Linked DNA regions of Homo sapiens: region 2 is linked to region 1. Evidence: read pairs that join two places in POLR2A ChIA-PET (ENCODE). Cell type or tissue: OCI-LY7. All regions are shown on one strand. Links, peaks and the distances in the headings refer to the core of each region. The heading gives the core; the rest is flanking DNA.

Region 1 (7,299 bases), core at 1,463-3,962:
ATTAGAACTAAATGTTAATGGGATCACTGTGGCATGTGTTTTCCTTATAGAATTCAGCAACTGTTTGAAGAAATCCTGAGTAATAGTAGGCAACTGAAATGGCTGTCCTGTGGGTTTATGCTGGAAATAGTAACCCCAACATCACTGTCATCTCTCTCTAATGCTGTTGCCAACACCATGGAGCACCTCAGTTTACTGGACAATAATATTCCTGGTAACAGCACTCTTATTACTGCAGTTGAACTGGAGCGATTTGTGAATCTGCACTCACTTGCCTTGGATTTTTGTGACTTTACAGCTGAGATGGCAAGAGTCTTAACTGATAGCAACCATGTGCCTTTGCAACGACTGTCTCTTCTGGTTCACAATGTTTCTGTAATGCACAAGTCTCTGGACAACATGCCAAATGATGAGCATTGGAAAGCCCTGTCACGAAAGAGCACCAGCTTTCGGGTCTATATAATGGCTTTTGATATCAAGAGTGAAGATATGTTAAAGATTCTGAAACCCAGTATACCACTAGAGAGGATTCATTTTGATAGCTATATCACTTGTGTTTCAGGGGCTATTGTTGATCTTATATCCAGGCAATATGACAAGTTCCTCACTCATTTTATTTTAATGAATGATGTGATTGACACATCTGGTTTTCCAGATCTTAGTGACAACCGAAATGAAGATCCGTTGGTTTTATTAGCATGGAGGTGCACAAAGCTCTCTCTTCTGGCAATTCATGGTAGGTGATCTTGTTCATTGTAATCTGATACTGGAATTAGACCGAAAACATTTTCTGCCAGTAAAGAGATAGCACTGACCTTTATAGTATCAAGAAATCTTGTATCAAGTTGATATACAGATTCTTATGCTTTTTAAAGTTTGCAAGATATATCACTTACAAAAGGAAAATCATATTCAAACCCAAGTGTTCTGCTCCAGCTTCCCTGTTACTTTTTTGTCCATCATGTGAATGGCAGTATTTCATAAAAAATCAGTGAAATTAATTTAGCTAAGAAAGCACACATACCTGTGGTAGATATATTTCCTCTAATCACACGACCCCTTAAAACATAGTGCGGGGGAAGAGAATGTATGATTTCTTTCATGCTCACTACCTCATCTTTTAGATTCTTGGTATCAAAGTATTAATGTATATAATTTTTTTAACGATGGTTCCATTGATATGCTTCTTTCATTTTAATGTGACCTGTTCTCATTTGGATCTAGAGTTGGTATTCTGACAAATAAATTTACTTCCTTTTCGGATACTTGTAAGATAATTACAAAGTAGTCTATAAGAATGTCTTAAACTCTCTTATTAGCTATCCTACTAGCACTGTTTCATTATTTTTTTTTTAGTGTGCATTTGTATTTGGGAATGTATGCCTTGCTTTTCAAGTCTTGCTTTATGCCAGTCATCAGAGGTAGCAGAAAAGACTAGATCAATACTGAAAGTGCTAAACACAATGGGCTAAAGACATATCAGGTTATTTAAAAGTTAATTTAAGCCAGTCTTTTTAAAGCCTTTTTCTTCTTTATGCTAAAGCTCCCCGTATTCATTCCTCTTTATTCCTTCCCAGAAGTAGTTATTATTCTGAAGTTGGTGCATATCATTCACATGATTGTTTTATAATTTACGTATTTGCTACTGACAATTAACAGTTTACCTTTAAAGTGTCACTACATAACTTCGCAAAGCATTATAGGAGATGATTTTTCACAAATGAAAAATACATTTACCACGTGTGGTTAACAGATACATGCATATATGAACTAAAAATTTCATCCTTATGGTACATCTTTACCCAAAGCTATAAAATTTATTTGTATATACTTTAAATGTCTATTTTACTGAATGAAGTAGTGTCATAAAGGATTAGATCACCTGCCAATTCACCACCTATAGCGGTAACTCTTGAACACAACTTCTAGCCTTTTTTTTTCTGGGCTATACAACCATGTTTCCTTTTCCAATTTCAATATATTTCTAAAGGAAAAAGACCAAAACGGTAAGTGAGATACAAATTTGAAGCTTCTCTAGAAGCTTTGAATGAGGAAAAGACAGACTTACCAAAGAGAAAAGGAAATGCAAGGAAATTACAGTGTTGTCTTTTGTTTATTTTTCAGGTTACACGGTGTGGGCACACAACCTCATTGCCATTGCTCGTCTTCGGGGCTCTGATCTGAAAGTGCTTGAAGTCACCGAAGAAAGCATTGATTTTGACCAAGGTGAACTGGCCGACCAGGATGTAGATCCAGTGCATAACCTTATTGAGCAGGTATCCCTGGGCCTGGGTCAACCTTGGCATGCAGTCATGGACATCGAATCACTCAGTGTCTTCACTGAACCAAATCGTCATTTTTACAGAGAGATGCAAAGCTTCAGTGAAGACATTTAGCTTTTTTTTAATGTAGAATTCCTGTGGTTACATATGCAAGTAGGGTCCTATTATGTTTTTTTTTCAGTAGTGTGAATTAATCCTTTTGTGCTGTGTTTAATCAGTATTAGCTTTATAGAATTATATATGTATATTCTACTTCTTGATCAAAGAACGTAGTCGGGTATTGGTTTAGAAGTTCAAAGTGACAATGTATAGGGCTTTCACGGTTAATGGACTTGTTACCAAACCTTAAGGATATACAGCCGAAGATTGTCTGAGGTTGCTGGCTAACTTTATTTTTCACTGAGTTACTCTGCCTTTTTGACGTTTTTATTCTTTGTGTGTCAGAGTTCAGAGCTCAGGAGCCAAAATATTTTTATACATATATAGATATATATCCATAGCCTGGTAGATTTATATGCAATGCACTGCATCCATGCATTCTGATAGCATTTCATTAATTTTGATTTCAAATGGAAGATAAATAATATCCCAAATGAATTATCTGTAACAGAAAAGCCAAGACTTTAACTTTCATTACATATCTAATAGTTGATATCACCAGTTACCATTTTGAATTTTGTATAGTACTAGGTTAGAACATTGCTTAATCCTTTTAAAAAAAATGCATTTACGTAAACACGAATACTGAAATTGTTGGATTTTTTAACTATATCTGACATAATTTTATTCATCAATTACATTACACATTCATTTAGCCCAGATTTCAAATAGTGGGGGAAGAAAGAAACTGTATTTCAGAGTAAAATCTCCTAAAGGAAATAAAAACACAGAGTTGTAAATACACATGCTTGCAAAAACATTAGTCGTGAAATCCCTAGCAACAAGTCACTGGATTTTTCTCTGTCAGCACGCGTGTCAGCTGCCAAAGAATAGACTTAATGAAGAAGTGCCCACATGCTGGCAGGGGCCGGCCCACTCTGGCCAGCCAGATACTGCTAGATTGTAATATTTAAGGTCGAATTTCGACCTGTGGTACACAGCTGTGCTGTGGCTCAGTCAGCAACCTCAGAACTCTGAAAAAACAAAACAAAAAAAAAAAAAAAAGAAAAAAAAAACATGCACCTGTTTCACTGTGAATAGTGAATGTAAAGGAAAGAAAGGAAAAACTGAAAGCTTGTTCTATCACAGGTATGAGCTGCTATGATACATGAAGAACATTCCATGAAGTATGTTTTAAAACCTTGTTATATCTGAGAGGCTTTAAAAGCCTATTAACTGTTTCAGGGCAACCGCGGTACAGACGTGGTCTCTGTGAGACTTCCACCTGACCCCAGTTTTAAGTGGTACGAATGTTGTGCATTTAATGTTAAAGGACAGTCTGCAATAATAAAGTAAGTAGCCAACCTGGGTGCCCAGCAGTGCTGAGACCTGGCTGCTCTATTGTAAGCTTTGGAAACACAATTTATGCAACAGATGTCCAGATATGATTCTATTTATGGAAAAAAGTTTATATGTGTTTTACAAATGGTTTTACCATCTTATATTAAAATGACCTTTTGACAGGTGTGCACTGTTTTGTCTCCAGTGAGCACATACCATGCGGATTTTATATGTACATCAGTAGTGTGAATCCACTGGCACAGTGTGTGTAAATGCCAGATGTGGTGAGATTTTATCTTATAAATGTGATCAGATAAAATAACTCCTGACAGAAACTGTAAGGAAACCAGCTGAATGTTTGACCTGATGACTGATGTTGTATGGTTTATGTTAAATGTATATTCTTTTAATCAATGAATAAAGCATTAAAAATGATCATTGTAATATATTTTATTGTATATGAAGCATGACTACTTTTAGTGTTAAATAAACTGCAATAATCCTTATATTGTGTATAATAATGTGTTAGTATTCTGGTTGTATTCTGGTGCAGCAAAGCTTAAATTTGAGATACATTATAAAAAGTCTTAGCTGAATAGTTTGGAAGATTTTTTTACAGAAATTCACTTTGACAAAATACAAGCTTAAAAGCAAACAAACACTGGATTTCTTAGCACAAAATCTCAGTATATTATGCACCTAGAATACATTACATTATCAATATGGTAAAACTTAATTTATAGACTAGAGGGGCTGCTTTTTTAAAAGAAGATTCCTATACCAAATGCAAAAATACTTAGATATGCCAATATTAAATTCTTCATAAACCCCTATATTCCTTTATTTATTTTGGTATTCTGATCTCTGTTCTTGGTTGTTGAGACTCACAGCTCTTATTCATAGGAAACAAAAGGACTTCTTTTCTTCCTTCCATCTTCCCTTCCTTATCATTCCAGACATTGACTCTTCCAGGCACTGCTTTATCTTGGAATAATCTGGTGTTCACAAATAATTGTCCTTATACTTTTTACTTACCACTTCGTTACTTTCCTGGACACATCTGAGTCCTTTGAATGAATCAACATGTTTAAGTATATATTTAAGACGTACCCAAAATGTACGAAAAAGGAAAGTCTACTAATATGAATAGCATGCAAGTTAAGGTTATTGTAGTAAAGCTCTAAATTTGGGAGGCTTGACATCTGTTTTCTAGTCTAAGCTCTGGCTCTACTTGAGCACAGACTCCTCTTTCAGCTTTGGTTTCCTCATCTCTAAAATGAAGGATTGGTCTTGGCTAGCTAAAACTCCGATTCTTCATTGAAATTTTCCATTGCTGTTAGCTCAGTAGCTCACAGATACACAAGATCATCTTTAAACCAAGGTATTAAATATTTTCAAAACATAGCTTATTAAACTATATGAAATTTACATATCTATCTAAAATTACTTTCCATTTCCCCACCACAAAGATGCAGAAATTGAACACAAAGATGGGGAAACTTGCTTGGGACTTAGAGCATGAGTCATATTGGATCCTTATGAAGCCAGTAACATAACACAGTGCTAATGGAGTAACACAGCAGATGTGAATAATACCCAGGGACCATACCACATTGTATCAATGTTTCCCAACCTTTGTCATGTTGTAGCACACATAGAAAATATTGTACAGCATACTGGTATAAACCAGAAAGAATTAGAGAAAAAAATTACTTTTTTTAAATTATATAATTGATGAAAAAATGTAGAAGATTTGAGGAAAAATACTGAATTTGTATGGAACTTTCAAATAAAATCTTGCCAGATGTTTTAATTGATTTAATTGACATTTGATTAAAATGTTTTAATACTGTCACCAATGAGAAACACCCCACAAACAGGTAATAATTTTTAGGTCTTTTTTAAAAATAACCATTCGTTAATTTATGCAGTTGAAACTAAGAAATTTAACGCTTCCTTCTTTGGGAAATAATGTTGTGAGTTAAGTTCAAATTCAAATTGATGTTTATTACAATTATTTTAAAATCATGATGCTCTAATTTGTAATCTCCCTTACATAATCCTACTGCTAGGTGAGACACCACTGAAGAGTAAACAGCCACCAACTTTATATATATGTGAAGGCAATTAGAGGCTGCAGGGAGCCCTCCTCCCACCTCCAGCTCCCAACCCTTTCAAATCCAACTAGCCACACCTGGGGGCCTCACACTTGGGCTTCCTTCCTGCTCTTTGGACACCTGGAACGTATTTCTTTCACAGCTTTGTAGACGCCCCCCCCCCCCCCCCCCCCCACCCTTTTCTGTGATGGACAGTGACTCATCTGGCTAGGAATAGTGAGTATCTGAGTTTGCTCTCTGTCCAGGGCCTACTTTCAGAATCAGCTCCACTCCCACTGCTCAGAAGAGCCTGAAAGCATCAGAAGGCAACCAACCCAGGCTCCAGCCACCCCAGGACTCATTAGGTGTCCTTGCAGGGTATCACCCCTGGTACAGTATACTAATTAATTTGGTTTGCTGGTTGTGGAAAGAAACGGATGATGTATTATGAGTAAGTTTTCAGGATACTTGAATCATCCTTTCTGAAAGATTTTTTTAAAAGGGCAAGATATACCATGTGTTGGCAAGGAAGAGGAAACACAGGTGGAACTTGAACTGATATATCCATTTTGGAAAGCAAACTTGCAATATCTTGTAAAGTTGAAGTTGCCTGTGCCCTGTAACCCAGATTTTTCACTTTTAGATGTATTCTCTAATCCCATGTTTTCTAACTTGTTTTCCTAGCCCCTAAAAATGTACCCCTTTGCATATTTTTAAGTTAAACATGTAACATTGGTCATAATCTTAGCAGATATAAACATCAGCAGTTTAAAGTAAATTACATACATGACTTCTTAAAATATGTATAATGGAATCTAAATGCTATAGTAATTTAGTACTTACCATCTTTTTTTTTTTTTTTTTTTTTTGGACAGAGTCTCACTCTGTCACCCAGGCTGGAGTGCAGTGGTGCGATCTCAGCTCACTGCACCTTCCATCTCCTGGGCCTACCAAGTAGCTGGGACTACAGGCCTATGCCACCAAGCCCAGCTAATTTTTGTATTTTTTTTAGTAGAGTTGGGGTTTCATCATGTTGGCCAGGCTGGTCTTGAACTCCTGACCTCATGCGATCCTCCCACCTTGGCCTCCCAAAGTGCTGGCATTACACGCATGAGCTACTGCACCCAGCCTACTTACCAACTGTTTTTAAAATGCAATTCACTCACTCTTGATCACTAGAAATTTTGTCATTCATTTTCCTCCTTAAGCTTGTATATTGTCAGTTATCAGTTTATTTGCCTTTTAGCTCTGAATGAATCCTTCAATATATACTCTCTCATAATGAAAAACAAAAAACATTCACACCCTCTTCACAAGAGTGCTTACCTATGAGGCAGGCATGAGGACAAGGATCAGTGTGGATGGGCATGAAGGTAATTTTATCTGTAATGGGGCATTCATTATATTATTTTGTTATTTCCTATTTTAAAAAATAATTTGTAATTTACTGATCCAAGTTACAAACAAATGAATGTTCATGG
Region 2 (7,692 bases), core at 1,766-4,265, 1.3 Mb after region 1:
TGGTTTCCAGCTTCATCCATGTCCTTGCAAAGGACATGAACTCATCCCTTTTTGTGGCTGCATAGTATTTATTCCATGGTGTATATGTGCCACATTTTCTTTATCCGATCTATCATTGATGGACATTTGGGTTGATTCCAAGTCCTTGCTGTTGTGAATAGTGCCACAATAAACATATGTGTGCATGTGTCTTTACAGTAGAATGATTTATAATCCTTTGGGTATATACCCAGTAATGGGGTTGCTGGGTCAAATGGTAATTCTAGTTCTAGATCCTTGAGGAATTGCCACACTGTCTTCCACAATGGTTAAACTAATTTACACTCCCACCAACAGTGTAAAAGCATGCCTATTTCTCCACATCCTCTCCAGCAACTGTTGTTTCCTGACTTTTTAATGATTGCCATTCTAACTGGCATGAGATGGTATCTCATTGTGGTTTTGATTTGCATTTCTCTGTTGACCAGTGATGATGAGCTTCCTTTCATATGTTTGTTGGCTGCATAAATGTCTTCTTTTGAGAAGTATCTGTTTATATCCTTTGCCCACTTTTTGATGGGGTTGTTTGCTTTTTCTTGTAAATTTGTTTAAATTCTTTGTAGATTCTGGATATTAGCCCTTTGTCAGATGGATAGATTGCAAAAATTTTCTCCCATTCTGTAGGTTTCCTGTTCAGTCTGATGATAATTTCTTTTGTTGTGCAGAAGCTATTTAGTTTAATTAGATCCCATTTGTCTATTTTGGCTTTTGTTGCCATTGCTTTTAGTGTTTTAGTCATGAAGTCTTTGCCCATGCCTATATCCTGAATGGTATTGCCTAGGTTTTCTTCTAGGGTTTTTATGGTTTAAGGTCTTAAGTTAGTTTATGTCTTTCATCCATCTTGAGTTAATTTTTGTGTAAGGTGTAAGGAAGGGGTCCAGTTTCAGCTTTCTGCATATGGCTAGCCAGTTTTCCCAACACCATTTATTAAATAGGAAATGTTTTCCCCATTGCCTGTTTTTGTCAGGTTTGTCAAAGAACAGATAATTGTAGATGTGTGGCATTATTTCTGAGGCCTCTGTTCTGTTCCATTGGTCTATATAAATGTTTTGGCACTAGTACCATGCTGTTTTGGTTACTGTAGCCTTGTAATATAGTTTGAAGTCAGGTAGTATGATGCATCCAGCTTTGTTCTTTTGCTTAGGATTGTCTTGGCTATGAGGGCTCTTTTTTTTGTTTCCATATGAAATTTAAAATAGTTCTTTTTTTCAAATTCTGTGAAGAAAGTCAATGGTAGCTTGATGGGGATAGCATTGAATCTATGAATTACTTTGGGCAGTATGGCCATTTTCACGATATTGATTCTTCTTATCCATGAGCATGGAATGTTTTTCCATTTGTTTGTGCCCTCTCTTATTTTCTTGAGCAGTGGTTTGTAGTTCTCCTTGAAAAGGTCCTTCACATCCCTTGTAAGTTGTATTCCTAGGTATTTTATTCTCTTTGTAGCAATTGTGAATGGGAGTTCACTCATGATTTGGCTCTCTGTCTATTATTCGTGTATAGAATGCTTGTGATTTTTGCACATTGATTTTGTATGCTGAAACTTCGCTGAAGTTGCTTATCAGCTTAAGGAGATTTGGGGCTGAGACAGTGGGGTTTTCTAAATATGCAATCATGTCATCTGCAAACAGAGACAATTTGACTTCCTCTTTTCCTTATTGAATACCCTTTATTTCTTTCTCTTACCTGATTGCCCTGACCTGAACTTCCAACACTATGTTGAATAGGAGGGTGAGAGAGGCCATCCTTGTCCTGTGCTGGTTTTCAAAGGGAGTCTAGCTCTGTCGCCCAGGCTGGAGTGCAGTGGTGTGATATCAGCTCACTGCAACCTTCGCCTCCCAGGTTCAAGCAATTCTCCTTTCTCAGCCTCCTGAGTAGCTGGGATTACAGGTGCACACCACCACACCTGGGTAATTTTTGGATTTTTAGTAGAGATGGGGTTTCACCATTTTAGTCAGGTTGGTCTCAAATTCCTGACCTCATGATCCACCCACCTTGGCCTCCCAAAGTGCTGGGATTACAGGCATGAGCCACTGCACCCGGCCTGACAGATTTTTTTTCTTTCAGCACTTTGAAAATACTGTCTTGCTCTCACTTGGCCTGCATGGTTTCTGCTGAGAAATCGACTGATAGTCTTATTTAGGTTCCTTTGTATGTGGTAAGCCTCTTTTATATTGCTTCTGTCAAAATTCTTTGATTCTTGACAATTTGATTACAATATGTGTTCATTAATTCTTCTTTGGTTTGAACCTGATTTGAGACCTTTGAGTGTCTGGTAACTGGTTTCATCTGTCCCCAGATTTGGGACATTTTTAACTGTTTTTACTTTAAATAATCTTTCTTTCCCTTTAGCTCTCATTCTACTCCTTTTGAAACATTTATAATGCATCTGATTCTGTCCCATAAATTTCATAGACTTTATTCATTTCTTTTCATTCTTTTTTTCTTTTTTCTTCTCTGACTGTGTATTTTCAAAGACTTATCTTCAGGTTTACAGATTCTTTCTTCTGCTTGAACAGGCCTGCTATTGATGCTTTCTATTTCATTTTTTCATTTCATTAATTGTATTCTCTAGATTCGAATTTCTGTTTGGGTTTTTTAAAATTTATATCCCTCTATTGAACTTCTCATTTCATTCATATGCCATTCTTTTGATTTTGTTGAGTTGTCTATTTGTGTTCTCTTATCATTTGCTGAGTTTCTTTAAAATAATTATTTTGAACTCTTTGTCAGGCAATTTGTTGATTTCCACTTCTTTCACAGTTGGTTACTAGACTACTATACTGTTCTTTTGATGGTGTTATGTTTCTTTGATCGTTTCTGTCTGTTTCTTGACATCTTGCATTGCTGACTTTACTGACTGACTTCAAGAAAGAAACATCCTCACCAATCAGCTTGACTAGGGATTTTGAGACCCTCTCAGACATTTTCTATGGATGCACTTGATTTATACCTTTGTTTCCTCTTACGATGGGGATTAAATTTTTAAGATTTGATGTATTTTCTCAATCTCACAAAGCCAAGCCAGATGCTCAGAGCCTCACATTTGTTTTCCCTTGGAAAGAGCCTCAAAGTTCTCAGGTTTGTGTTTTTTTCTTTCAGTCCCACAGAGTGGAACTGGCTATTTATGAGGCATGCTTTCACTCGCTGTCCATGGGGAAGCATTGGGGAGTTCACTTGGTGGAGGGGGGCATGAGGCACACATAGCATTTGGAGTGCCCTTGGGTCAATTAGGAATATCCATAGGTGAGACACCCCAAGTGACTTATAGGTGGGCTCCTTGATGATGGAGTATGTGGAGAAGATATTAGGGCCTCTCTTCCCTGATCCTAGTCTCTCCCAACAACTCAGCTATGCCAATCATCTCCATTTTCTGGGTGAGGTAAAAAAGAATTAGTCCTTTTGGGCAGTATTCACATGTTTGGGGGAGCAGGTTCCTCATTTATTGCACTCTCACCTTCTCCCATGGGAGAAACTGCAGGCAAAGGGGTTCTCTCTTGGCACAGAGCTGTACTACTTTCAAGGAGGGTTGACATAAATAAAATAAAACTGTTCTTCTTGCTTTCTTCAATGCATCTATTCTGAAATTTTTTTGTTCCAATGGTGTGCTAGAACTTCTCCAATGGATTATCACTGTCCCAAAAATGTACTTTCATTCACGAGTATTCATCAAGATTGATGTTTCTACAGAATGATGATCACCATCTTACTGACATCACTCCTCCTCATGGCTTTTATGGTACCATAGTCCCCAGGTTTTCCTCATCTCTCCAGCTACTCCTTCTTTGTCTCCTTTATAAATGTATATTCTTCTCCCCTGAGGTTTCTAAAGGGGTAAACTTCATTATCTTTCTCTTCTGATTTTTAATCAGTCCTTGAGCGCTCTCATTCATGCCATGGCTTTGAATACCTCCTATAGAATGATAGCTTACTCATCTGCAGCCAGACTTCCCTAGCAATATATCTAATTCACTTCTTGGCATCTCCATTAGCATGTCTCAAAGGCACATTAAACAAAGTATGTCCAAAACCTAATTCATTTTTTTTCTTCCCAAGCCTTATCTTCTCCAGTGCTTCTGCACAGTAAATGGAATCACTATCTGTGTTACACTTTGAGAAGATAAGCCATCCTAGGATTTTTAGAAGCAAGAGAGAGCTTGCAGGTTCAGATTTGTAAAAGATCATTCTAGTTCCAGTACGGAAAACAAATTGCACAGTGGGAAGGAAGAGGTCTTCTTTGAGTTTCACTAGTATATCATATTCTAGACACTACAGAGCATTTGCACTTGCTTTTTTTGTCTGCTTAGAGTACTCTTCCACTTCTCTTTACATTAACTCTCAACTAACCCAATTTCTTCAAGATAACCTTTTTCATCCTTGTTAAATCAAATTCTATTACAGCCCTTGCTGTGGCTGTAGCATTTGTCCTAGTTATTTGTGTGATTATGTGTTAAAAGTCTACCTTCAATAAGAAAATTCCATCTTTCATCAAAAGAGACTATGCCAACTTTTTCTCACAGCTAGCAACATAGCTATAGAATATTCTTCATAATTATTTGGCAAAAGAGCTAAAAATAATAATAAATAAGTTCTGTGGAAAAACAGAGGCATACCAAAAGCTCTAGGCATGCCCTTAGTCAATACAAATTTCTACAATGAAAATACAATATTTATCTGATGCTCATAATGACTAGCCAGACATAAACACAGGTTCTGAATCAAAGAAAGATTCAGTATGCATTCATTTATTTAAGAGTCTTCACATTGTTTATATGTTCCAGGCATTTCTGCATGAGTATAGTATATGACATATTGATATATTTTCAAAATTGAAACTGAAATAAAAATATTACCTGTAACTTTGAGCAAATGTTATCATTTATCTTCAAAGTATATCTCAAATTCAACCATTTCTCACTTCCTCTTATGCCACTATTTTAATCCAAGCCACTATTTACTCTTGCCTGGACTTTTAATTGAATTAACTGATCATTCTGCCTTTATTCTTGCGCTGTTACAAAGCTAGGCCCAACCCAGCAGCTAGAGTGGTCCTTTTAGAACATAATTCAGGTTTAAATTCTACTCTCAGCTATTCAATTTTTTTCTTATAGGCTATCCATTGATGCATAATGGATCACTCAATACTCAGAGGTAAGAAATATCAGCAAATGATAAGAGAACACAAATAGACAACTCAACAAAATCAAAGGAATAGCATATGAATGAAATGAGAAGTTCAATAAAAGAGATATAAATTTAAAAAAAAACCCAAACTCATTACTCTTCTCATGAGTTTGTGGATCAAGAAAGTATAAAAGGCACAATGGAGATTAACCATCTCTGCTCCCCAGTGAGCCTCAGCAGAGGTTATTTGAATGACTAGCAGCAGTTGGAATAGCCCTACTAGGATCATACATGTCTAGTGCCTGAGCTTTCCTTTATATGATATCTGCTGATGCTGGATTGTCCACGTGAGTGACTTCTTCACTCATATCTGACAATTAGGCTGGAATGGATGGAACAGCTGGGGCTGGCTGGACACCTTTGTTTCTCTTTCTATATAGCTCTCTAAATGAATATCTTTGACTTCCTCATAGCATCGTGGTCTCAGGGTAGACTCACTTTTTACATGGTAGTTGGTAGATCCCAACATGTCTAGGCAGAAGCTGCAGGGCTTTTTATGACCCGTTATTACCACAGAACATCACTTTTGCACATTTTATTGACTAAACAAGTCACCACAGCCATGCCAAATTCAAGAAAAGGGAATTAAATGCCACCTTTCAATGGAAAGAGTAACAAATAATTATTGGCCATTTTTAATCTACCACATTCTCATATTACTCTGAGTCCTTACTCACCAACGCTGTTTGAGGCCCTGTGTAACCTTCTTCCTGCTGTTTCTCCAATCCCATCTTCTATTAATTTCCTTCTTGTTGTTCTCCTTTCTGATCCTCAAATATGCCAATGATTGTTCCTATTCAGTGCTTTTAAATTTGCTATTTCCTCTGTCAGGAGTCCTTTACCCCTAGATAATTGAATAAGTCACCCCTTACTTCAAGAGTCTGCATATATGTTGTCACCTTTAGAGAGGGCATCCCTGACCACTCTTTATCACATTTTATTTCCTTACTCTTCTTAATTTTTCTGCATTGCACTTATCTGTCCATCATGTTATACTTGCTTTTCTGTATAAGTCTCACTTTCTAGAGTTTAAGTTCCAAGTTCCAGAAGCACAACATTTTCTTTTTTACCTCTGCAGCCCCAAAGCCTGGCACTTATTAGGGGATCAATAAATACTTATTTTATGAGATAAAGGAATAATTATTGAAATCATATGGAAATTTGATTAATAAAATCCTGCCTCTATAGAGTATTACTGAGATGTCTTTCAGTTATTACATACTTGTTGTATCTGAGACTATTAGGATTTTGAGGGGAATGCCCTTTTCAAAAGGCCAACTGGAGCTGACACAAATTTAGAACTGGATTGAACAAATACAACACATGTCTTGAACATTACTTGGTTCATTCAGGGAATGCAAGATGCAGAATAATTTAGGCAGATGCAAAAAAATAAAAAGTCAATACATTTTAGAAGAACTAGATATCCTAGGGCCTGATTATGCATAGTATTAACCAAGATGGGGACTTGATGTGGCAGGAAAATCACTAATATGGTCAACTCTTATAAAAGGCACAGCTATAAGAAGCCAGCTGGGTGATTACTACATTGAAGAGTATTCTCTAGAACATAATTCCAAAATATAATTAGGGTGCTGATTTTTTAAATGATTTATAATTGTGACTTATCTTATTGGCTATTATTATTCCCTTTTAAATAACCACTTACAAAGGCTAGTAATTATTTTGTGCAAGAACCGGAGTAAAGAACTTGGTTTCACTTTCATTTATTATTTACTTTTTTGTAAGTGTTTACGTATTATAAAACAACCTCCAAAAGAGTTATTGTGCAATAATTATTTGGGTTTTATATGTAACACTGTATTAATATTGGGAAGGCAATATTCTGTTTCTACTCAGCTGAAAAAACCCTTCTACCATTAATCTGTATGATATATTTAGCCCACATTGGGAATGACCTGTCAGGAAATTGTTTACGTAAATTCTTTTGTCTCTTGCCTTAAGAAAGAGACCAAATTGATCATCTGTGTATTGTATTATATTGCACTGGAGAAAGAAGTCTACAAAAAATATACAGGCTATTAAATTCTGAGGTTACATGCAATCGATGGTTTCTAATGCTGATGATTTTGATAGAATAGATATGTCCAAGTCATCATACTATGCTTGGGATAGAATCTAAAAGCTCTCCATCGTAAACCAGTGTCTTGCAAACTGCAGCCTTCAGATCATCTGCTTCAGAGTTACCTGAAGTACTTATTTAAAATGCCCCAATTCAGATATAATGAATTAGAATCTCTGGGGGTGACACCCATGCATTGCATTATGATCAAACACCCCACCCCATATGAGGTACTTAATTATGTACAGTAAAAATGACTTTAAGTTATATAGTTTAAAAACAACTACTATAAGCCAATGTACTAGAGATGGGAAGCTACATGTTCAAGGGAGCATAAAGATAAACTAAAAATGACATTAATATCCATCATTTATTTCTTCTTTTGT

The links. Peaks named below come from ENCODE experiments on the same cell type or tissue, not always from the same donor. Only the 100,000 strongest peaks of a DNase experiment are listed, where the experiment ranks them.
Region 2: POLR2A ChIA-PET joins it to region 1 with 7 read pairs; 2 of 35 experiments call an interaction of 5 or more read pairs at or near these places.

The regions. Positions count from the first base shown.
Region 1 is chr14:39,394,613-39,401,911 of GRCh38, reverse strand. It overlaps FBXO33 (F-box protein 33), which reads left to right. Exons shown (of 4, transcript NM_203301.4): 3 at 51-736; 4 at 2,125-4,228. The coding sequence ends at 2,396. Among named protein-coding and RNA genes, the nearest start is that of FBXO33, 34 kb to the left of the region's middle. In OCI-LY7, for the core only: no CTCF peak of the experiment used is centred there; no DNase peak of the experiment used is centred there.
Region 2 is chr14:38,088,616-38,096,307 of GRCh38, reverse strand. No RefSeq gene overlaps it. Among named protein-coding and RNA genes, the nearest start is that of SSTR1, 120 kb to the left of the region's middle. In OCI-LY7, for the core only: no CTCF peak of the experiment used is centred there; no DNase peak of the experiment used is centred there.